5 separate regions of the Homo sapiens genome follow, and all the other regions are linked to region 1. Evidence: chromatin loops called from intact Hi-C (ENCODE). Cell type or tissue: Calu3. All regions are shown on one strand. Region 1 has its middle 55 kb from the start of MIR670. Region 2 overlaps HSD17B12 (hydroxysteroid 17-beta dehydrogenase 12). Region 3 holds the start of MIR670HG (MIR670 host gene). Region 4 has its middle 11 kb from the start of ACCSL. Region 5 overlaps HSD17B12 (hydroxysteroid 17-beta dehydrogenase 12).

Region 1 (5,000 bases):
TTGGGTTCCCAAAGTGCTGGGATTACAGGTGTGAACCACTGCACCCAGCCCTAGAAACTGTTCTTAACCCTCTCCCCTTCCTAGGTTGTGCTGGGGTCTTTCCTGGGGCAGAGCCGGTTACCCCACAGGCTCTGGATTGCATCTTTTCCTGCCTGCCTTGTGCATTTCACTGCAAACTCATGAGGCATGAAGGAAGAACTGAGTCCATTAGTTCATTTTTTTTTTTACAGAGTCTTGTTCTGTCGCCCATGCTGGAGTTCATTGGTGCTATCTCAGCTCACTGCAACTTCCGCCTACTGGGTTCAAGCAATTCTCCTGCCTCAGCCTCCCAAGTAGCTGGGATTACAGGTGCGTGCCACCAAGCCCGGCTAATTTTTGTATTTTTAGTAGAGACGGGGTTTCACCATATTGGCCAAGCTGGTCTTGAACTCCTGACCTTGTGATCCTCCTGCCTTGGCCTCCCAAAGCGCTGGGATTACAGGGGTGAGCCACCGCGCCTGGCCCATTAGTTCTTTTTAAACCTCTTTTTAAATTATGCTTACCACTGTGTCTGGCACACAGCAGGCCCTTGTCTTAGCTCAAGTTACCCCAGAAGAAGACTAAGAATTGAAGTGCAGGTCATTTATTTGGGAGGTGACCTGAAGAGACACCAGTCGGGGAAGTGGAGAAAGCCGGTGAAAGATGTCCTATCAGGCCAGTTGCCCCCGGGGACCAACAGAAGCTCAATCTCAGGTTGGTGGGGTGGGGGAAGCTCTGGGAGAAGATACAGAACACACCTCAGAGTGATCTTCCTCAAAGGGGTACCTATCCACTGTTAAAGCAAACTGACTATGGCCTGAGAAGGACTCCTTACTTCTATTTCTGAGTCCTTGTGGATGAACTGTAGCATAGCTTAATAGGCCGACAAGATTGAAACCCTAACTTAGGAGTATGCATCTGTAACAATAGCTGAGTCTTGGCCAATCCCAGCAGCCATACTTCAACCACTCATGGACTGCCGAATGTTCAAACTGTGTTCAGATAAGGCAAATGCCATAACCGATCCACCTGTTTCTGTACCTCACTTCTGAGTTGTGTACATCGCCTCCCTTTTTTGTCTATAAATTTCTTCTGACCATGAGGCACCCCTGGAGTCTCTCTGAATCTGCTGTGATTCTGGGGCCTGCCTGATTCACAAATCGTTCATTGCTCCATTAAACTCCTTTAAATGTAATTTGGCCAAAGTTTTTGCTTTAACACCACCAACACCCATCTGTTGGTGACTAAGGGGTGCTTCTGGGGGCACCAGCTCTCCAGTACTGCCCACCCGTGCAAAGGCCATTCCCACAATCAGAACCAAGCCCTCAGTCCCTGTCTGTGTGGTCTGCAGTCTTGGGCTCATAGAAGTGGATGCCAAGGGATGTGGGCTGGTACCGCTGACTCTGGCATGGCTCTCCCTGTTTAAGCAGATCTGAAGGAAAGGGCGTCTTAGGCTGAGCTGATAGCACATTCCAAAGCCCTGAGGTTGGAAGGAGAAGGCTCAGGGAGCAGTAATTAGTTCTCAAAACGGCAGCATGGAGAGGTCTGCTTTGGGGCCTCCTGGATGGGCAAGCTCCAGGGATGAGTCTGGGTAGTGGAGCTCACGGTTCAGGGTCATGCTATCCCATGGGACTTTCTGATGATGGAAATGTTTCATATCTGCACTGACCAATGCAGGAGCCGCTGTGGCTGCCGAGTGCTTGAAATGTGGTGAGTGCAAGTGAGGAAGTGAATTTTACATTTTAGTCAATGTTAATGAATTTAAGTGTAAATGTCCATAGGCAGACATGGTTAGTGGCAGATATGGTTACTGTACTGGACAGGGCAGGCCTAGAGGCTCCGTCCACCTCTCCTTTCGCTTCTCTGTCCTTTGCAACTACAGCAATTGTGAGCTCCCCTGACACTGGGCATCACGGTGCCCAAAAACACATCACCTGGCATGCTACAGGGTCCTCCCCTTAGTGGCTGAGTTTGGGCCTCAGAGCCTCAGCCTTGTGTCCAGCTGCCACCTGCAGGATTTGGAAAGCAATGTGCAGAAGGTATATTGATCCCTTGTCCCTGAGCTAGAGATGGCTGGTGCCTGGCAGCAGTCGAGCCCCTCATCCTCACTGCCCTTGCTCCATGGAAACCCCTCTCTACAGCATCCGGCTTTACAGAGGATGAGTAGGGAGCACAACTTGGGACACTTCTCAAAACTCTTGGAGAGGGCTTAGTGGGGAACCCCCGGGCTCCCGGTAGCCATTTGTATAAAGTTAGCTTGTGGTAAAGGCCTTCATTTCAACAGGGGTTTGTGTCTCTGATGGTTAATTTGATGTGTCAACTTGACTGGGACATGAGGTGCCCAGATATCTGGTTTGACATTATTTCTGGGTGTGCCTGTGAGTGTGTTTCTGGGGGATATTAGCTTTGAGTCAGTGCACTGTGTAGAGCAAGTGGCCCTTCTCATGAGAGTGGGCATCATCTAATCCACCGAGGGCCTGCAGAGAACAGAAAGGAGGAGGAAGGTTCTCTTTAGCTGATGGCTTGAGCTGGAACACTGATCTTCCTCTGCCCTCTGCATTCCTGATTCTCAGGCTTTCAGACTTGGACTTTTTTTTAAATTTTATTTATTTTATTTTTTAGATGGAGTCTCGCTCTGTCGTCCAGGCTGGAGTGCAATGGTGCAATCTCGGCTCTCTGCAACCTCCGACTCCTGGGTTCAAGCAATTCTCCTGCCTCAGCCTCCTGAGTAGCTGGGATTACAGGCGCCCACCATCATGCCGGGCTAATTTTTGTATTTTTAGTAGAGATGGAGTTTCACCATGTTGGTCAGGGTGGTCTCAAACTCGTGACCGTGTGATTCGCCTGCCTTGGCCTCCCAAAGTGCTGGGATTACAGGTGTTAACCGCCACACCCAGCCCAGACTTGGAGTTTAATCTCTACTATCAGCTCCCTGGCTCTCAGGCCTTCGAAAGACACCACCATTTTTTCCGGGTCTCCAGCTTGCAGACAGCAGATCATGGGACTTCTAAACTTCCATAATTGTATGAGCCAATTCCTTACAATAAATCATTTATGTTTATATAGACATATATGTATTATAATGACACACACACACACACGCCCCCTATTGGTTCTGCTTCTCTGGAGAACTCTCACTAATACAGGGCCCATTTTTAAATAATAAAAGGCACTTACCCAAAGGAGCTAGACATTTTCAGAGATGCTAGGCTTTCTGCAATAGGCATCTACAGAAATTTTGGGGTTGGAGGGCATGGCCTAACTCTAGAGAAGGTGAACTTCAGACAGAACACAGGTCTGCTCTTAAGCCAGTGCGTCTGAACACGTTTTTCTATTTTAACCCTCCTGATGGATATAATTCATGTCTCTCAGTAGCAATGCTTCTCACACAGGAGAAAAGGTTATGGCCCCTCCAAACTTCCATTCACCATAGCACGTGGAGCACACATTGGAGTTCCCTACCTCCAAGTCCGAAACACACAAGGGCAGGACACACTATTCAAGAAATATAGAACTAACTCGAAATCAAGAAAGAGACATTACCAGGTCCCAGCAATGGGATGGGAACTGATGGTGCACAGCCCACAGGGCCTGGGAGTAACTGCGGGACTGAGGAGTTGTAGTCTTAGGCCCCATGGAGGGACAGGAATTAAGCCTCATGGACAACTGAGAGATGGAACTAGGCTTTAGGTGTGGCCAGGCATCAAAGGCAAGTCACAGACCAGAAAGCCCCTTTCCAACCGGGGCTTTATTAGGACCCCGAGCCTCCCACCTGTGGGAAAATTGAGTCCTAATTCGTGCTCTCCATGCCATGTAGAAACCCCAAGCTGAGAAACTAACATAAAAACATGTTTGGCCGGGTGTAGTGTCTCACGTCTGTAATCCCAGCACTTTGGGAGGCTGAGGCAGGCGGATCACCTGAGGTCAGGAGTTCGAGACCAGCCTGGGCAACATGGTAAAACCCTGTCACTACAAAACAAAATGAAACAAAACAAAAATATTAGCCAGGCATGGTGGCACGTGCCTGTAGTCCCAGTTACTCTACTTGGGAGGCTGAGGCAGGCGAGTCGCTTGTACCCGGGAGGCGGAGGTTGCAGTGAGCTGTGCCACTGCACTCTAGCCTGGATGACAGAGTGAGACTCTGTCTCAAAAAAAAAAAAAAAAAAGTTCGACTTTGTAGGGGATGCAGCAAAGACAACCTCAGAAACTTCTCTGTAGGGAAATGTCCTTGACCCCACATAATGTGTGAAAATACTTCAAGCATTAACTGCTGCTGAATAAGGACAAAAAATATAAAATATATGAGGAAGTTCAGCACTACTTATGTATGGATTCAGTCATTCATTCATTCAGCAGTTTTTTCTGGATACCTACTATGTACCTGGGGCTAGAGATATATCAGGGTACAAAATAGGTCCAAATCTTGCATTCTTAAAGCTTATGTTCAAGTTGGGGGTGACAGACAATATATAAGTAACATACACAGCAGACTTGATAATGATAAGAGCTACAAAGAGAAGTAAAGCATAAAAGGGGATTAGGAAATTGTGGAGGAGGATGTCACAATTTAAAATATCATGATTAGGGAAACCTCACAGAGAAGGTGAGCAAAGTGGCTATCTGGGGAAAGAGTATTTCAAGCTAAGGGAATGGCAAATGAAGATGACCTGAGGCATAAGCATGACTGGAAGTTTCAAAACACAGCCAGGAGGTCAGTGTGGCTGGAGGAGTGAGCAAGAGGGACATTAAAAGAGATGAAGCTAGAGAGGTGAGCCACATTGTGGAATAGGGTTTTATATGTTATTGCAAGCCAATAGTTTTAAGCAGAGGAATGACACGACCTGACTTATGTTTTAACAGGAGTCAATCAATAGTTACTCTGGGATTTTTTCTTTTTTTTTTGAGACAGTCTCGCTCTGTCACCCAGGCTGGAGTGCAGTGGCGTGATCTCAGCTCACTGCAACCTCCATCTCCCAGGTTCA
Region 2 (5,000 bases), 200 kb before region 1:
CAATCCTTTTCCCTACTTATTTAAATTGTGACTATCTCTCAGAAGAGTATTCTAGGCAAAGGGATAAATTAGTACAAAGTTTGTGCTGTAAATACACAAGGAATGGCAAAGAGGCCAGTATGGTTGGAGTGGAGTAAAGAAATTCCATTCAGGTCTCAGTCTAAATGTCAACGTATCGAGAAAATCTTCCCTAACCATCATCCTATGCAAAGAAGCAGGGATACAAACTTCCTCTCTATCCTCCTCTATTATTCTATCATCTACTTTATTTTTCTTCTTAGTACGTTTCACCACCAAACTTACCAAATGTCTGCTTATTGTCCATCTTTCCTCATTAAAATGCAGGCTCCATGAGAGCAAAGACTTTGCCCATTTTGTTCACTGCTACACCCCTAGGCATTGCAAAGCGTCTGACATACCAGTGGTGATCAATTAATTTATTGAATCAGTTAAATAAAAGAATAACTATGGGGTGTGGAGAGAACCTAAGAATAGACGATATAACTTCTCTGATGTTATATCTTACTCTTGATGATATATCTATGGTATATGTCATATCCCTGATATGAGGCATCAGTACCAAATAAGGGGCAGAAATGACAGTAATATAAAAATATAACAAAAAATAGAAAAAGAGGCATAAAATTTTCAAAATTAAAACCTGTAATAATAGCTTTCCTATTCATCTTGTACTTGCCTTTGGCCCATTATCAAAGAATTAAGATTATTTTACTAGTCAGCATAATACTGTACCTTAAACACAGGAAGTGTCGTCTTTCCAAGACCCAATGAGTATTTCTCCTATAAAACCAGAAGGCAGGAAAAGAATGCACACCCACCCCCCACAACACACACACACACACACACACACACACACACCCCTTCATTCACAGAGCAAAGCTTGACTAAGTTACTGAATCTCTTTTATCAGAAAGGATACCCCCAACCAAAAAGGCAGCTTCCCTTAAACCCCAAGCAATAGTGTATGACCAAAGTCTTCACAGACTGAGGTCTTTTTTCTGTTTTGATACAGAGTCTCACTCTGTTGCCCAGGCTAGAGTGCAGTGATGTGATCTTGGCTCACTGCAGCCTCCACCTTCCAGGTTCAAGCAATGCTTCTACCTCAGCCTCCAAAGTAGCTGGGATTAAAAGCATGCATCCTCATGACGGCTAATTTTTGTATTTTTAATAGAGACGGGGTTTCACTATCTTGGCCAGGCTGGTCTCGAACTCCTGACCTCAAGTGATCTGCCCACCTCGGCCTCCCAAAGTGCTGAGATTAGAGGCATGAGCCATCATGCCAGCCTGAGGATTCATTTCTTATTATCCTAGAGTCCTTTTAGACTTCGGCCTTATATTACTGCTATTAAAGATAAACAATCTCTGTCTTCTTTTTTAAAGCCATATTTATACACACACATCAGGCTCTCATGGTTCTTAAAGTCTACATCAGTAAGGACACACCCCCACCCCACCAGGGATGCAAAGTAGAGTCCATGTCCCTGAGTTCCATACATCTTTGCTCCAGCTTTTCAGTGACCCGGATGGTACATTTCCCCACCATTTCTATTTTAAAAATAAAGAAATCTACCAGCCTAGGCAATATAGTGAAACCCTGTCTCTACAAAAAATACAAAAATTAACCGGGAAAGATGGCATACACCTGCAGTTCCAGCTACTAGAGAGGCTGAGGTGGGAAGGATTATTTGAGCCGGGGAGGTGAAGACTGCAGTGAGCATGTCACTGCATTCCAGCCTGGGTGACAGAGCAAGACCCTATCTCAAAAAAAAAAAAAAAAAAAAAAAAAGAGGAGAGAGGAAAAAAAGAAATTTAAATGCCATTGAATCTGTAACCTTATACTTCCCAAACCAGGAGCATCTGAAATGGATTTCACAACCTTTATACTTAATACATTAATATGGAAAAATGGCAGAGTTAAGATGATACCCCCAGGATGATGAATACAATTGACTTCTTATTGGATTTGGAACGTAATTAGAAAGAAATATGCACAAAGGACAGTAACGTATCCACATATAGATGTACCCACTCAGCCTCACTTCATAGCCAGTCCTGATCCTTTTCAAATTCAGTTGAACTACTTTGGGCCACAGTCTCCCAGATTACCAGGTACTTGCTAAAAATATTTAGAGTAACTAAAAGCAGATCATCCCAAGAAACTTACTTCAAGTTAATTGAAAATCCAATATTCCTGAATCATTTGTTAATAGTTCTCAAAGAATAATGGTAATAAGACAATTCCCACATACCTCTACTCTTTGGTTTTATAAAGTATAAACCTGGGCACTAAAATAATTTAACTACCTGATATGGACAAGAACTCAATAACCAGCATAATCAGGAATGAGACTTTATTTATTCAGTAAGACTTGCAACCATATCCCATACAAAAGTCTTTTCCTTTCATCCATGTCTGTATTCAAATGAATAGCAATAAATTAAGTTCACCCAAAACCCATTGGACTTTATTTAAATCAATTATAAAATTTCATTTGAAACAAGAAAATTTCCCTCCTTTTCTACTGAATCTGTAGCTTAGGACGCTTTCAGCTGAAACTGACAGAAATATCCTTAAAAAATGGAATTTTTATCTCAAAGTAACAGGAAACATTCAGGTACTTCCAGAGTGGGCAAACTGAGTGGGTCAGGGATAGCATCAAGATCCCAGAAGCTTTCCATCTTTCTTCTCTGTGATCCTCAGTGTGTTGGTTCTTTCCCCAGTTTATTCTGTCTGGTCTTCAAGGTGGCCACAGGTATCCATCCCATCCTCACATAATAACACCCTTTCTTCTACCTCTTCTTAAGGCTCGGAAAGCCTTCTCAGAATCTCTCCCTCCAGCAAATCTCCTCTCATATCTCATTGTCCAGAACTGCGATATGCATGCTCCTAAACCAACCACTAGCAAGAGGAAAGAAATCAAAATAAGCTTAAGCTAATCAAGATTGGTCAACTTTTCCTGAAGCATATGATTACACAGTACCTATACAAATGTGGGATTCTGTCAACAAGCAACCAACTGTATCTGCCACATCTTCCCCAAGTGTTGCAGTCACCCTGTACTGAGGAGACCATGTGGAAATCATCTCCCATTCAGTAGATGAGAATTAAACTATAAACAAGAGATTAATTCATACTTTATCACAAACACAAACCTACAAGGTTCGTTCAGTATTTAGTCAGCAGTCATTTTTATTTACTGAAAATACCTAAAACAGGCTAATCCATCAACTACCCTGAGAGGTTGCAGAAACTTTACTCACAAAGAAAGTATACATCAACTACATCAACTTATGCCTCTAATCTACTATATTTTTAAAATTATCTCCTGGAATTAAGTCCTTTTCTACCTTTTCGTCAGGCTTACTTTGTTGCTTTGCTTAAAGAAAATGAAATCTAATGCAAATATTGTGATGGGAATTACAGCTAAGCTAGTGGTGCCTTGCCCATATCTCCTCTGACCATACCACTGGGGAGCACGTTCCAAATGCATCTCTTTGCCCAAGGACTTTGTGCCAACATCAAAAATGAGGAAAAACTTCAAATAAACTATCTAACAATGCATCTTAAAGAACTAGAAAAGCAAGAGCAAACCAAACCCAAAATTAGCAGAAGAAAATAAAAAATAAGGATCAGAGCAGAAATAAATGAAATGGAAATGGAAAAAAAATACAAAAGATCAATGAAACAAAAAGTTGTTCTTTTTTTAAAGTTAAAACTAATAAACCTTTAGCCAGACTAATTAAGAAAAAAAAGAAAGATACAAATAAAAAATGATAAAGGAAACATTACAAATGATACTGCAGAAATTCTAAGAATCATAAGTGGCTACTATGAGTAACTATATGCCAATAAATTGGAAGATCTAGAAGAAATGGACAAATTCCTAGACACATACAACCTACCAAGATAGAACCAGAAAAAAATCCAAAACCTAAACAGACCAATAACAAGAAATGACACAGAAGCTGTAATAAAAAGTCTCCCACTAAAGAAAAGCCCAGGATTGGATGGGTTCACTACTGAATTCTACTATTAGAATATTTAAAGAAGTTTGGCCGGGCGCGGTGGCTCACACCTGTAATCCCAGCACTTTGGGAGGCCGAGGCGGGCGGATCACGAGGTCGGGAGATCGAGACCATCCCGGCTAAAACGGTGAAACCCCGTCTCTACTAAAAATACAAAAAATTAGCCGGGCGTAGTGGCGGGCGCCTGTAGTCCCAGCTACTTGGGAGGCTGAGGCAGGAGAATGGCGTGAACCCGGGAGGCGGAGCTTGCAGTGAGCCAAGATCCCGCCACTGCACTCCAGCCTGGGTGACAGAGCGAGACTCCGTCTCAAAAAAAAAGAAGTTTAATTCTCATTCTACTATTAGAAATATTTAAAAATGACCTAGTACCAATCCTTCTCAAACTATTCTGAAAACTAGAGGAGGAGGGAATACTTCCAAACACTTTCTATGAGGCCAGTATTACTTTGATACCAAAACTAGACAGAGGTACATCAAACAAAAAAAACAACAACAACAAAAAAAGGAAAACTACAGGCCAATATCTCTGATGAATACTGATGCAAAAATTCTCTACAAAACACTAGCAGACAGAATTCAATGATACATTAGAACAGAGGTGTCCAGTCTTTTGGCTTCCCTGGGCCAAACTGGAAAGAGAATTACCTTGGGCCACACATAAAATACACTAACATTAACAATAGCTGATGAGCTTAAAAAAAAGAAAAAAAATTGCAAAAAAAATCTCATGTTTTAGAAAGTTCAGAAATTTGTGTTGGGCCACAATTCAAAGCCATCCTGGGCCACATGTGGCCCATTGGCCGCAGATTGGACAAGCTTGCATTAGAAAGATCATCCACCGTGACCAAGTGGGATTTATCCCTAGGATGCAAGGATGGTTCAACATACACAAATCAATGAATGCGATACATCATATCAACAGAATAAAGGATAAAAACCACATATTCATTTAA
Region 3 (5,000 bases), 63 kb before region 1:
GAAGATGAACATGAACAGCAACATTGCAGAAAGCACGAGGTAAAGGATGAGGTGTGTCCTGGGTGTTTGAGGACTGCTTTGAAAACTCATCTGGTCTCCTCTTGGTCATTGACGCTCCTACAACAAGCAAGAGGAAAGGGACATGGTGTCAGCAATCCACATTCCATCACTCACAATTCCCTGGGAGTGTTCATTTCCAGGCTCTCCCCTCCCCTCCTTCGATGGGACCATTTTGGCTTTACTGGGGATGGGGGCAACATGGGGGCAGATGCTCAAAGCTACAGCTGGGCAAGGGGATGATCAGTCTTACCAGCAGGTGGCCAAATATGAATATACTCCAAATTGGCCTATCTGAACAGACTATTCATCAAGAAGTCACTTTTCTGGCAAAGTGGAGTTTGTGGTATTAGGAGGTCAAACCAGAAAGTGCTGCTTCCACCCATAGCTGAGGGCCAGGAGGTTACATTATGGATAAATCTTTTTAACCTAGCTGCTCTGTTTAGGACAATGACAACCAATTGCTCAGGAGACACTGCAGAAAGTCTGCCCTTGTTATTTCTGTGTTGTTATCAGCAAGTGCCATTCTGATACCATTATGACATCACTCTGTTTTTAGGGGAAGGGGCAACTAGTGGAAGGTCTCAAGTCAGGAGTGGGGAGCTGAGTGATGTCTGCTGTAGCCACTGTCCCACTGTGTAGATTTAGAGACACACTGGCAGTGAAATTGGAGACCCGAACCCCAGCCAAAGCAGGAATGGGACTCCTATTACTTACCCATATCTCAACTCCCCAGTAAGAACCAATGTGAAAATGCTTTGATTCTCCTGGGTGAGGTGAAATATTTATGGCTTCATGAGCTACAGGAGAACTGAAATAATATTTGGGATTCTCTCAGGGACCTAGATATCTCTAAAATGTGGACTGGTGAGAGACCAACAGTAATAAGATGAGTGGCTTATGTCATTCCCAATTCCCAAATGACTCAATATCAAGGAAGCTCAATTATGAACTAGCCCAAAACAGAGAGACTCAGGAAAGGATCTGGATGTAAAACAAGAAGGTAGCTTCACAGTCTTTATTTTATGTAATTAAAAAACCCATGCTAGACTCTGAGTTCCAACCAACACCAACCAAAAAGTCAGAACTTAAGCTGAGAGTGACAGTTCTGGTCTTGATTCTGCCATTTGCCCCTAAACAAAACCTGGAAACAGGCACTCAGTATCTTAAGTTCCCAACCTATAAAATGTGTGGGCACTATCTGCCCTACCTATCTCATGGAATTTTATTTTAAAAGTAGGCGTGAACATGTTCCACAAATTTTAAAAGGCCTCACTTCTGTCATGGAAACTCTTCTTAGTCACTGTGGTAGTTCCCTGCTTTCTTCAACTTGGGCATCACAGTGAGAGTGCAGATTGGACAAAGCCTTGCCATGTAATTAATTGCCTCGAGGGCTGAATTAAAAAAAAAACAAACAAACAGGAGGCTGGGTGCAGTGGCTCACGCCTGTAATCCTAGCACTTTGGGAGGCTGAGGCGGGTGGATCACTTGAGGTCAGAAGATCAAGACCAGCCTGGCCAACATGGTGAAACCCTTTCTCTACTAAAAATACAGAAAAAATTAACGAGGTGTGATGGTGCATGCCTGTAATTCTAGCTACTCGGGAGGCTGAGGTGGGAAGATTGCTTGAAACCAGGAGGTGGAGGTTGCAGTGAGCCAAGATCACACCACTGCACACTCCGTCCCGGGCAACAGAGTGAGAGTTCGTCTTAAATAAATAAATAAATAAATAAAATTAAAAGAATAAAAAAACAAACAGGGCTGAGATTCTATAGGACCTAGGAAGTTTATGGCGCAATCTCAGAGCCTCTTTATATTAGGTGATGAGATCAAGTGCCACTTCCAACCTCACATTGTCCGTTGACTCTTGCTTCTCTTGAGTTGTCACTCAGGAGAATCATAAGAATTATGAGGGTCACTAAGGGGGTCTATTAGTCTATGGTGATGCCAGGAACTTATTTAATCCCTTCAGGTCTCAGCTGCCTCATTTGTAAAATGCTGGTTTATGGTGAGTATTAAATGAAATAATGCACACAAAATGCTTAGCACTATCTTGGCACCCCCAAAACATTAGATGAAATTGTAAAAGAGGCAGAAGAAACCAGTATCTGCAGTTTCATCTTCCTTGGCACCTCAGGACACCTTTTCTCCTTGCTTCAAGGTGCCAGGATGCTCGGATGCTTTAACTTGATACCCACAAGGCAGGGCGGAATAACTGCGATGGATTTCTATCAAAGAGCCAGTAGAGGGAGCTCCAGAGTAAAACTGTTCTCTCTTGCACATTTCCTTCATTTCTCTATAGAACAAATCTCTGCCCAGAGGCCACAGGCTTTTTCTCCACTAGAAATATTTTACTTAGAGAAAACTGGAGACCTCAGCACAGGACCTGGACCCGGTTCTGCTTTCAGGTAATCCAGGTGTTTTTGAACTTTAGAGACATCTTGAGTCCCATGCCGAGGTTCAACTCTTGGGCTCCATTTGCAAGTTGGGCTAGAATGGATGGTTCTTATGGGGCTGGTCCCAGGAGATCGGAGGCTGAGGCTGGAGCTTAAAATTTTTCTGGCCCTTGGATTTTGAATGTGTTCTAGCTTTCCAGTCATTCTCTTCCCACAAATATCTAGAGTGACAGCCATTAAAGGACCTTATTATAAACTTTTTATAGAAGAGTCATGGAGCCCGGATAACCTTCCTCTCCCAAAAAAGATTTGCATCAGGATGGTTGTATATCCCACTTAACAGCAACAGGATGAGGGAAATTGTTCTTGCCTGCTCTCAGGAGCCTTTAAAAACACATTCTCTGATAAACTAAGTGATGGACACGGAATCCTTCTCACACAAAAGACCTAATATGACTGTTATAAAGGGAGCAAGACAGAGTCTACTGAAGCTCTGAACCAAGTTTTTCTGCAGTCCTTTCCCTGCTGAAATTCCTCAGGTTAACTAGTCGGCTAACCTATCGGGGCACAGATCTTATTATTATTATTTTTAAATGTTCTGGGGGCTGGGCGTGGTGGCTCACGCCTGCAATCCCAGCACTTTGGGAGGCCAAGGCAGGTGGATCATGAGGTCAGGAGTTCGAGACCAGCCTGGCCAATATGGTGAAACCCCGTCTCTAATAAAAATACAAAAATTAGCCGGGCGTGGCGGTGTGCGCCTGTAGTCACAGCTACTTGGGAGGCTGAGGTAGGAGAATTGCTTGAACCCGGGAGGAGGAGGTTGCAGTGAGCCAAGATTGCGCCACTGCACTCCAGCCTGGGTGACAGAGCAAGAATCCATCTAAAAAAAAAAAAAAGTTCTGGGTCACAGTTAATCAGTGCAATAGTAGGAGCCCCAAGAGATGACGGGAAATCTTCCTGGTCTTTCTTACAATTAACAATTGCTCACTGCCTGATTTTGATTAGCAGTGGCCTGGCTTCTTGTTAGGTACCCAAGAGGCTCTGTGTTCACCTACTTACAGGATGATACACAGTTCAGAAGGAACCCAGAATAAGACAAAGACTTGCCATTCAGGAAGGTTAAAAATATTTGATGAGAGCTCCTCACCCCTTTTCTGCTGGCAAGATATCAAGAGTAACAATAGCTAATATTTAATGAGCCCCATATTTATTAACCTCAGGTACTGTGCAAAGAGGTATGTATACATCATCCCACTCAATGCTAATGACAACTCAATGAAACAGTCCCTATTACAATTTCTACATTCAAGTTGAAAAACTGAGGCTTAGAGAGGTTAAATAATTTGTCCAAAGTCAAACATAGCTGTTAAGTGTAGAAACTGGTATTCGGAAATACAGAGCATCCCCTCTTTGGGCCCTGGCTGGGTTCTCCAGAACAGACAGAAGTGGAGTTCCATCCAACATTGAGAGAAGTTTCAAAGGGTCAGGGGAAACTGAGCAGTGGGGCACACCTTGTTAAGTCCCAATCAGGACCGATGGAAGAAGCATCTGGTGTTCCTTCTCATTCATTGTCTCATTTCCACAGGGCAAGTGCAAACTGTCTGAGGAGGAAAAAATTACTTCTAGGATGAAGCATTTTACCTCTTTTTCATTTTCTAAGATGATCTCTCAGATACCTTGCGAAGCCACGCAGAACAAAAGGGAGTCATTACATATTTGGAAAATGCATTGGACCTCATGATTTGGGAATGAGCTATAAGACTGACAGCTGGGACAGCTAATTTAAGAGTAGAATTCTTTAGGTCCTGTACCTTAAAGGAAAAGACAGTTTTCAGGAGCTGCCATTAAGAATAATCTGAGGGTAAGTAATGGATTTTTCTCAGTAGCTATAAGCCATAACTCCATCTACCCTTATTGTAACTATGCTAGGCTCTGTTCACCTACCTCTGGTTAAGGGTCAGTGTTGACTCACTGGGGTTTGGACCAGCTAGGGGAGGCAGAGGCTGTATAGCTCACATCACAGGATGCACCTCTCCTTAATTATAGATGACAAAGACCCTGCCTTCAATCCTCTAATTAGCTTGGCTGCTCCTATTCATCCTCCACTTCCTGAGGTCAGTGGAGGGAAGCTGTCCAGTGAGAAGGTGGACTTCTGATTACATGGAGGAGAAAACGTGAAGGCGCCACTTCCTCGAAGGGCCTGAGGACCACTGACTATAAGAAGAAAGACTCGCTGGGCATGGTGGCTCACGCCTGTAATCCCAGCACTTTGGGAGGCCAACGCAGGTGGATCACTTGAGGTCAGGAGTTCAAGACCAACCTGGCCAACATGGTGAAACCCCATCTCTACTAAAAATATAAAAACTAGCCAGGCTTGGTGGTGGGCACCTGTAATCCCAGCTACTTGGGAGGCTGAGGCAGGAGAATTGCTTGAACCCAGGAGACGGAGGTTGCAGCCAGCCGACACAGTGCCACTGTACTCCAGCCTTGGTGACAGAGTGAGAATCTGTCTCAAAAAAAAAAAAAAAAAAAGAAGAAGAAAGACTC
Region 4 (5,000 bases), 530 kb before region 1:
GCTAAAGTGATAGGGCAGGTGGAACCGCCCATGACTATGTGCTGTGGGCTTGCCAGGCTTGCCCTGGGCAGCTAGCTGCTGTGCTGCTTTCTCTAGGGGTCTACACAGAAGCAAGGCCAAGGCAGCCTGTAGCCCCAGAATACTCTGCCTTGTGCCTCTTTGCAAACTTTAATGAGAGCTTGTTTAACACACAGGTGCCTGGGCTCCACATCAGTAGGATTCCAATTCAGTAGGTGTATAACTGAACCCAGGAATGTGCATTTTATTTATTTTTTATTTCCATAGGTTTTTGGGAAACAGGCTGTGTTTGGTTACATGAGTAAGTTCTTTAATGATGATTTGTGAGACTTTGGTGCACCCATCACCCAAGCAGTATACACTGAACTCAATTTATAGTCTTTTATCTCTCACCCCCTTCCCATCCTTTCCCCCCGAGTCCCCAAAATCAATTGTGTCATTTTTATGCTTTTGCATCCTCATAGCTTAGCTCCCACTTATTAGTGAGAACATACAATGTTTGGTTTTCCATTCCTGAGTTACTTCACTTAGAATAACAGTCTCCAATCCCATTCAGGTTGCTGTGATTGCCATTAATTCATTCCTTTTTTATGGCTGAGTGGTAGGAATCTGCTTTTTAAAACAAGCATGACAGGTGATTCTGGAAGACTCTTGGAAAGACAGTGCCATAGTAGATTCCACACCTAAAGGAAGCATTAGCTGTGGGCAGGCACCTTACCCCAGAGGGCAGGACCTCACATATCCCCCATCCTGTCCTGCACTGGGAGCCCATCTCCTCTGTCATTTGTTTATTCATTCCCCATTCATTAAAAACAAAACTAAAAACAATCCACCGGGCACCTATTAGATACCAAGTATTGTCTTAGACCCTGGGAGCATCAAAATGAAGAAATAAATCCCCTGACTTGAAGGAGCCCCAGAATAAACTTTCCAATGGAAAAGTCTGATCCCCTATTTCCTGTGCTCAAGATCCTTTGACAGTTCCCCTTCACCTTACAGAGACTGCAAATTCAAATACCTTCAGGGACACAGTGGCGACACAAGTACAATGCTGACTTAAGGAAAAGGGAGAGGTTGGGGAGGACATAGGCTAATGGAAGCCTGCCTATTCCTCCAATAGGCATTCAAAATTTTTTAAAAAGTAAGGCCAGCCAAGCAAAGTCATTTTGCCCGTTGATTTCAGCCCTGTAGCCATCATTTGCAAGCTCTTCAGTGTGGCAAATAGAGCTTTGGAATAATCAGTCACATCTAGCTCCCTACTCTCATCCTTTGCATTCCTCTCCCCCTCACTCTACCCTCTAACTCTACCCTCTAACAACCCAAATCATTGAGCCTCCTTAACTCTCCCAGCACACCAGGATTTCTTGTTCCCCCGGGCCTTTGCACATGCTGCCTCTCCACTGGAAAGCCCTGTCAGAGGCTTGCCCACTCTGCGCATTCCTGCTTATACTTCAAGTCTAAGCTCTTTTATCACCTCCTCCAAGGAGCCTTCCTCCTTAACTCCTCAGGCAGATAAAGGGACCCATGCCTATGTTCCCACATACTTTGTTCATGCCCTCTGTATAAAACACAACAGGTAGGCAGTGCTTTAGAGTCTTGGCTCTAACATGAATCCAGCGTCTGGGCTACTCTGTCCTCAGATACCTGCTTGGCTCACTCCCTCATCTCCTTCAAGGCTTTGCTCAAAGCTCACCTTCTCCCAGAGTCCTGCTATGACCACCTATTTAATTCTACAACCCGCTCCTCATGCTCACCACACTGCAGTTCCCCCTCCTCCATCCCACCTTTCATTTTTATAGCACTTTTCCCCTTCAAGCATACTATATAATGTACTCATTTATTACATGCATCGTTTATTTTCAGTCCCCTTCTCTAGAAGGTAAACTCCATGAGGGCAGAGGTCTTCAATTGCTTTGTTTACTGATATTTCTCAAACGCAAAGAAGGGTGGTTGGCCCATGGAAGAGCTCAATAATGTCTGTGAATGAATAAATGAATGACCAAGTGGATGGATGGATGGATGGATGGATGGATGGATGGATGCATGGATGGATGAATACCATAATGCAATTTTCTAAGGTCTGGGCCCCCTTCTGGTCTGTACACTATTCACGTTCTACCATAGTTCCAAGGCACACAGGGAGTTTTTAGTTAATATTTGTTGAATATTCATTTCTAACTAATCTTTCAATGACTGAAGACAAGAATGAAGAAATCAATCAGTTGCAGGCACCTTGTGAATGTTGACAGTAGAGTGAAGATTTACCCAGTGGAAAAACTTCACCTTCCACAGCCTGGGAGCCTCTCTGCTGCGGGCACCCTGACTACAGCAGCTGTAACACGGATTTGCCAAGAGGGGTCGCTAAACCCTTATTTTCTTGCCTAGTGCAGAAAACTCAGGCCAGCCAGCACTGCAGACTCAGAGAAGCAGCGGGTGAGAGGAGTATAGAAGAGGCCAGACAAGGAGCAGCCAGTGCGCCATCCGCGCGTGCGTGACCTCAGAAAGGCTGGGAGCAGGCAATTGCATCTCTTTTCTGACCCACTGCAACCGCTGGTGGCTCTTGGGATCTCTTAGTATTTCTGTTTTACAGACAGGACTCAGGGCTCAGAGAGGTTGGGTACCTTGGTCACTGTCACAACCAGAATCTAGTGATAGGATTAGAATCCAGAATTGGCAAATACGACTGTTCCTGCTACCACCCCTTTGGCATCTCTGCTCCAAAAGCAAACAAATTCCAAGTACAACATCTGGCATGGCCTAATTTAGAAGGCCTGTAGGTTCCAAGGTTGGGGAAAGGTGGAGGTAGGCAGTGGGAGATGGGGAAAGGAGGAGAATTCCTCTTCCAGGGACACTGACCCAGCTGCCCTCAGCTCTCCCCATCCCTCCAGATTGCATAACCTTTTCTCCCTTGACTTCAGTTCTCTGGGCTTCTAAGTGGTCACTGGCCTCATACAAACTCACTTTGGAGACAGCAGCCTGGAAGGCACAGAGGTGCAGCCAGTGGGAAGAGACTGCAAAAGGTCCCCAACCCATCAAGGAAACTGTGGTCCAGAGAGAGGTAGAGGAACCTACCTGGCAAGACCCTGGCCCGTCCATGCCAGAACCTGGGAATCTTTTTTTTTTTTTTTTTTTGAGCTGGTGTCTTGCTCTGTCACCCAGGCTGGAGTGCAGTGGGGCGATCTTGACTCACTGCATCCTTTGCCCCCAGGGTTCAAGCGATGCTCCTGCCTCAGCCTCCCAAGTAGCTGGGATTACATGTGTGCACCACCACACATGGGTAATTTTTGTATTTTTTGTAGAGACAGGGTTTTGCCATGTTGGCCAGGCTGGTCTCAAACTCCTGGCCTCAAGTGATCCACCTACCTTGGCCTCCTAAAGTGCTGGGATTGCAGGTGTGCACCACAGCACCTGGCATAGAACCTGGGAATCTGTAATACTGGGCCCTGGGTTCCATATAACGGGCCTCCCAACAATTCAATGAGGAACGTGTCCTTGGCCCCATTTTATAGGTAACAAAACTGAGGCCCAGCGAGGTTCCTCAATCTTGTCCAAGTTCATGCTACTTGCTTGGGCCTGACTGCAGACCTGTCTGAATCCAGGCCCAGAGTATTCTCTTCACAGATTCCTGGGCCACAGTGACAGGACCCTAACAATTCCTTTAGGTCTGGCCTGGTCTCTAGGTTGTATGAGGTGACCTGGAATGGGGATCCTGGGGAGGAGGAAGGTCACCATGTCGGGGTCCTAATGGCTCTTGCCCACTTTCCTCCAGCGGGGGCCGAAGGCCAGTTACCCAGTTGGTTGCTACCTGGTTGCCCCCTGGGGAACAGTCTGGCTCAAACCACTTACATTGCAGGGACTGTTTTTCAAAGGGCACTGAAGTTCTCCCCTTCTCCAGAAAAGTTCCCTGACTGCTCCAGCCCCCTCGGAACTTCAACTATTCTTTTCTTTCTTTCTTTTTTTTTTTTTTTTTTTTTTTTACACAGAGTCTCACTCTATGGCTCAGGCTGGAGTGCAATGGCGTGATCTCGGCTCACTGCAACCTCTACCTTCCAGGTTCAAGCAATTCTCCTGCCTCAGCCACTTCAGTAGCTAGGACTACAGGCATGCAGCACCATGCCTGGCTAATTTTTGTATTTTTAGTAGAGACAAGGTTTCACCATGTTGGCCAGGCTAGTCTCAAACTCCTGGCCTCAAGTGATCCGCCTGCCTCGCCCTCCCAAAGCGCTGAGATTACAGGCCTGAGCCACCGTGCCCTGCCCCTTCAGCTATTCTTTATGGTTCTAATGCCTCCCAGATATTCTCTGGCCTTAGCACTCAGACCCAGACTGTGAAGATCTTGAAGAGAGGAACTAATGCTTTACTCTGCTTCTTTCTCCCTTAAGCCCATGGTGGCTGAGCATACCGTAGATGCCAAGTAGCTGCTTTTTGTTTACTTGTTTACTGTTTACATGGGAAAACAGATCCAAAAACCAGCTCTCTGCTTTCCAGGGAATTTTTAACCACAGTTGAAAATGACATCTGTGTCCTGTTGGACAACAGAGAGGAAGGAATTAGCATTATTCATTCACTCAACAAGTATTTATTGAGCAACTGACATGCTAGACACTGCTCTAGGTGCTGGGAAGAGAGACGGCAACGAGACAGACACAACCCTCTTGCAATTTACCTAAAGCAGGTGACAGAAAATGAGCAACATATATAAATAAGTATAATGTAATTGGGTAAGTGCTGTGAAGAAAACTCAAGTTGGGTAGGATATTGAGAGCAAGAGGGGGTGCTATTTAGGTAGGATAGTTGGGCAAAGACCCACAGGAAGCAAAGGAGGAACCTACATGGATCTCTGGGGGAAGGAAGAATGTTCCAGGCAGAGGGAATGCCAAGTGCAAAGGCCCTGGGATAAGAGAGTGTATTTGCTGTAGTTGAGGAATGGATCTGCAAGATTTCATAAACCTGGATAGCCACTTTAGCTTTTACTATGAGCA
Region 5 (5,000 bases), 350 kb before region 1:
GTGGCTATCTAAAGCCAACTTGATAGAACACATGATACCATAAAACAAATTGTAACAAATCAATCTCTCAATAAAACAGAGTTTGAGACCAGAGAAAGTATTAAAAATAAGCAGAAATCTACCTTTTTGAACCTTTAAAAAGGAAAGCATTAAATAATCCAGAGAGCACAGATTCAGGATAGGATACTTTTCACACTTAGTAAACTCAACATTGAGACAGAACCACCAAGTAGGAGATCTTTGATACTTTATTCTTCTAATGGGATAATGCCAACTTTCTCCATAATTTATGGCTAATTAAGCTTGTTCTATCAGCTTTGATCCTTCTAAAATAGACATCTTATTTCTCAGACTTGCGTTACTACTTTTCTTCCCTAGTTTCTCACCATTCTACTTCTGAGTTTTATAAACAATTTTATTGATAAGATAGAACCACCTCCCTTTTTTTCTTTTTTAGAAGAAACACAGTCTAACAATATGGAAACTGTTTGGGTAACTAAAAGACACCTGACTGGATGGGTGTAGGGTGACAAATCTGGACATGACCTTTAGAGGAACTTCAATAATGTTAGGTTCTTTATTGCTTAAGCTTGCTGCATTTTGGATGTGATTCAACACAGAGTATAAGGAAACCCTATTGTAACAAGTCCTGAGTCATGATACAAGAGGTCCTTCTGTAGTTTGAAATAACCTGGGCATGGTAGTTCAACAAAGAGTGAATGTATTGTTTATCTCACATGTGTGAAGTATCACTGCAATGATACTTCTTTTTTTCTTTTTCTTCTTTTTTTTTTGAGGCAGGGTTTTGCTTGTTGCTTAGGCTGGAGTGCGGTGGCACGATCATAGCTCACTGCAGCCTTGAGCTCTTGGGCTCAAGGGATCCTCCTGTCTCAGCCTTCTGAGTAGTTGGAACCACAGGTGTGCACCACCATGCCCAGCTAATTTAAAATTTTTTTTGTAGAGACAAGGTTTCAACATGCTGCCCAGGCTGGTCTCAAACTTCTGGGCTCATGTGATCCTCCCACTTCAGCCTCCCCAAGTGTCGGGATGACAGGTGTGAGCTACCACGCTTGGCCCAATGACACTTCCATTAAAGAAAAGGAATGGTTCTAACACATGGTGGTCAAAATCTTAAAATTTCAATCAAATTGAGATCTGTTCCATTCTATGGATTTCCGTCCTGCTGAGACCTAGAAGGAGTGGTCCCATGTCTCTGGTTTTTTTTTTTTTTTTTTTTTTTTTTTGAGACAGAGTCTCAGCGAGAGTCCCCAAGCTGGAGTGCAGTGGCGCGATCTCTGCTCACCACAAGTTCCGCCTCCTGGGTTCACACCATTCTCCTGCCTCAGCCTCCCCAGTAGCTGGGACTACAGGCGCCCGCCACCACGCCTGGCTAATTTTTTGTATTTTTAGTAGAGACAGGGTTTCACCATGTTAGCCAGGATGGTCTCGATCTCCTGACCTTGTGATGCACCCACCTCGGCCTCCAAAGTGCTGGGATTACAGGCGTGAGCCACCGCGCCCGGCCGTCTCTGGGTTTTTATGTACGTGTGTGCTTTGCATTTTTCCCACTCCGAAGTCTAAGTCAAGGAATGCAACCCACTCTCCTTGACAGGTTAGATGAAACCTCAGCCTCTTCATTAGAACCAAGAACCCCAGATGGAGTGCTGTCACTCTCTATCTTCCTCTTTCCTTGTTGCTGCAGCCACAGACTCATACTAAGTATGAAGTACTTCAATATTTGAGCCAACTTTGATTAGGTAACTTTTGATTTCTGAGAATTTGTTTATTGGGATTATCACTATATATTTATCCCTCACTTAGAAAAAAAAATTTTTTGTCACATCTTTTAAGGACCATTTTGCCACAAGGATATAGTCTATGAGAGCACACACTAGGGTGAGATCTCCGACTCAGACTGAGTAGGAAATGCAGAGTTCAGTGAGGCTCTCACAATGGGTCAGTAAAGAAAAGGTTATTTCCCAGAGTAAAGTTGAGCAGTAAGGAAAGAAAGAGTATATGTAAATACTCTGATCTCACATAATGAAGGAACATAAGCAAACCATTTCTCATTTCTATGCATTAGGTTTAAAGGTCACAAAATAGTGAAGATTAAAAAAAAAAACCCAAATATAGATCACAAGCCTGGTAAAGGTATTGTAAGATTTTGAGCTTCTAGAGGTAGAGATGGTCTAATCATTATACCTCTCAACTGCGTTATAATTTTTTGTTCCTTTCGTCCATCCTTTTTGCCATCTTCTTCCCTCCCTTCGTATGTAACATGGTATAAATTGGACTACTTTGATCTTGTAGGAGAATTAAGTTGCACTGCCTGACTGAACCACTTGGTGGTGCCACAAGTTAACTCTTCATGCAGCTAAACCATAGAGCTAGTCTAGAGAACCCCCAGATCAAGGGGTGGGGACAAGAGATGCATACTCAGGAATTCCAAGTTGGGTTATGTTTTTCCAGCTAAGAAATGTAAATTCTTTTCTAGAAAGTATATTTATTTCCACGATGGTTTAAAATCAAGGCAGTTAACATGGCCTAGTGGAGGGTTCAAAGACGAAACAGCGTTTGAGCTAAGTCTTAAATGAAGTGCAAGAATTTCCCTAATTGTAAACAAATAAGGGAACAGCAGGAGCCAAGAAAAGGAGCCACAGAAGAGCATGATGTTTTTCAGGGAACTGCATAGCTCAGGATGGTTCAAATGTTGGAAATGTGTGAAGAGTGGCAGGAGGGAGGCAAAACGGTACAGAAAACTGAATCCAATCACTGGGCAGTATCCATTTCTAGAACACAAGCTCCATGAAGGCTTGGTCATATTCATATATTTTAATGTTTTAGAACAGTACTTGGTACATAGCAGGGGTACAATTAATATCTATTGAATGAATTGGTGAAAGACACTTCATTATGGACAGCACCGAAGAAGAGTACTGGGGTCTCTTTCCACTGCTATGATCCAGAAAATTAATTACACCAAGAAGTTGATAATATGAATGTTTAAGCCAAAATTTTAGAAATTCTGAAGCATATATAAGAGCACCTATCTAAACAGGCATACTTATAGCTACTTGCCAATGATTTAAAAATAAATATTCCAAGTTATATGAAAGTAAAGAAATATCTTAGATATCAAAAAGCCATCTAGGTACACCCTTCAACTGTTAAATAAAAACCCAACAAGGGATAATTAGTTGATTTCTCCTGCTTACTCAGGAAAACATTATGGGAAACAGGTCAAGAAGATACTCATACTTTTATAGGAAATTGTGGGCAGAACAGATTTTTCAAGTTGCTCAATTTCAACAAGTTCCCATTACAAATATTGCCAGCTCAGAAACAACCTGACCTTGAGAGCTGCAGATGTGGGCAAGTATCCTGGTCTTCAAATTTAGCATTCCCACATGGCAAATAATTAATTAGGCCATAAAGCAAAGCTGTTGGTGCTTCCTTGCTCAGCCTATTTTAAAACAATAAAAATAAAAAAAATAAAATCACTGGAGACAACTTGGTATCTTGAGATGGAGCCTCGCTCTGTCACCCAGCCTGGAGTGCAGTGGCGCCATCTCGGCTCACTGCAACCTCCACCTCCCTGGTTCAAGCAATTCCCCTGCCTCAGCCTCCTGAGTAGCTGCGATTACAGGCGCCTGCCACCACGCCCGGCTAATTTTGTATTTTTAGTAGAGATGGAGTTTCTCCATGTTGGCCAGGCTGGTCTCGAACTCCCGACCTCAGGTGATCCGCCTGCCTCAGCCTCCCAAGTGCTGGGATTACAGGCATGAACCACCGCACCAGGCCCGACAACTTGGTATCTTTTTTCTCACCCACTGGAGCAGCTTGCTTAGATAACTGGACTGCACAGTACAATTCAGGGGGCTTGATTCAGAAGAGGAAGGCTTATGGCCATGGAGTAGTGGAAAGAAAGATGCCTGAAACTGCATGGCAGATATTCAAGAATCAGGGATTGAACCTTGGAACTTAACATGGTAGGGCATCTTTCAGGTGTCATCATCTGTGTACTAAACATGCTTTTCAACTGAAAAATGACCAGAACATCAGATGACAATGACCTGGGAAAATGAAGACCCAGAATACACTAGGGTCTAGTGTATTTGCACAGTATGAGATTTCATACATGGTGTCACATCTGCCTTTACCGAGCATTAAATTCAACCGTGTAGCCAGCACACACTCTTAAGGCAGAAGCTGGGGCTCCTATGAAGAATATTAGGAAAACTCCATTTCCTGAAATCTGTGTATTCATCTACGATTTCAGGATCTGGTATACAAAAACTTAAATAATTATACACCTATATTATAGTTTTGGAGTGCGTATTACTTTACTTGCAGACCACGAAATTAGCTTTTCCATATAAAGGCCCTTGATTATCTACTTGGCAGAAACCCTTAGACTTTCTAGAAATTTTAGGAAAAAGGAGTTGTTCTGCTGGTGCAGAGATCCCTGGTTATATAGCAATGAAAAAAGGCCCTGCAATAACAATACATATAAATCTTAGCATCTAAATCCAAAATGAAGGAGTTCAAAGTATTGTGCTCTACACAAAGATCCTTGATAAATGTTGGCTGATAATCTTGTAAATAACCTACCTCCAAAGATGTGGAATTTGTATGTTAACATTCAAGGAACAAAAAGAAAAACAGTGTAATCTCACAAAAGGCATTCACTTAACACTAAACTATTTCCTGAGCACCTACTAGAACAATGTTTTAGGCATGGGAACTTAATGAATAAAATTCATTGTGAATAAAAACAGAGTCCCTAATCTTACAGAGCTTACATTTCAGTAGGAGGATATAGACCACAAACAAATAATAATTAAAACAAAGGTGTACAGTATTGGCAGGCAATGATAAAAAAGCAAGATGAAAAAAATACCTGGGTAAAAGAGCTGATAGAGGCTGAGCCTGCAGGTGAGTTCTCAAGAAAGGCCCCTTTGATGTGGTGACTTATAACCAAAGATCTGAACAAAGAGATG

Evidence for each region. A loop is a pair of places that touch in the nucleus more often than their neighbours do. Peaks named below come from ENCODE experiments on the same cell type or tissue, not always from the same donor. Only the 100,000 strongest peaks of a DNase experiment are listed, where the experiment ranks them.
Region 2: it touches region 1 in a loop (2.5-fold over the local background); 5 of 110 quality-filtered maps call a loop at or near these places.
Region 3: a loop joins it to region 1, with 12 times the contacts of the local background. A loop is called at or near these places in 26 of 110 quality-filtered maps.
Region 4: a loop joins it to region 1, with 8 times the contacts of the local background. A loop is called at or near these places in 5 of 110 quality-filtered maps.
Region 5: it touches region 1 in a loop (11-fold over the local background); 24 of 110 quality-filtered maps call a loop at or near these places.

The regions. Positions count from the first base shown.
Region 1 is chr11:43,501,752-43,506,751 of GRCh38, reverse strand. No RefSeq gene overlaps it. Among named protein-coding and RNA genes, the nearest start is that of MIR670, 55 kb to the left of the region's middle. In Calu3, no CTCF peak of the experiment used is centred here; a DNase peak (open chromatin) is centred at 2,021.
Region 2 is chr11:43,702,569-43,707,568 of GRCh38, reverse strand. All of the region lies in intron 1 of HSD17B12 (hydroxysteroid 17-beta dehydrogenase 12), which reads right to left. Among named protein-coding and RNA genes, the nearest start is that of HSD17B12, 24 kb to the right of the region's middle. In Calu3, no CTCF peak of the experiment used is centred here; no DNase peak of the experiment used is centred here.
Region 3 is chr11:43,564,884-43,569,883 of GRCh38, reverse strand. It overlaps LOC124902807 (potassium/sodium hyperpolarization-activated cyclic nucleotide-gated channel 4-like), which reads left to right. Exons shown (of 3, transcript XM_047428006.1): 3 at 4,039-4,314. The coding sequence ends at 4,194. MIR670HG (MIR670 host gene) reads right to left here and starts at 578. Exons shown (of 2, transcript NR_131246.1): 1 at 311-578; 2 at 1-117. It also overlaps a transcript of HSD17B12 not described here. In Calu3, a CTCF peak has its summit at 2,298 (motif pointing right); no DNase peak of the experiment used is centred here.
Region 4 is chr11:44,034,932-44,039,931 of GRCh38, reverse strand. It overlaps a transcript of ACCSL not described here. Among named protein-coding and RNA genes, the nearest start is that of ACCSL, 11 kb to the left of the region's middle. In Calu3, a CTCF peak has its summit at 2,369 (motif pointing right); a DNase peak (open chromatin) is centred at 2,381.
Region 5 is chr11:43,849,582-43,854,581 of GRCh38, reverse strand. All of the region lies in intron 9 of HSD17B12 (hydroxysteroid 17-beta dehydrogenase 12), which reads right to left. Among named protein-coding and RNA genes, the nearest start is that of ALKBH3, 29 kb to the left of the region's middle. In Calu3, a CTCF peak has its summit at 2,332 (motif pointing right); a DNase peak (open chromatin) is centred at 2,361.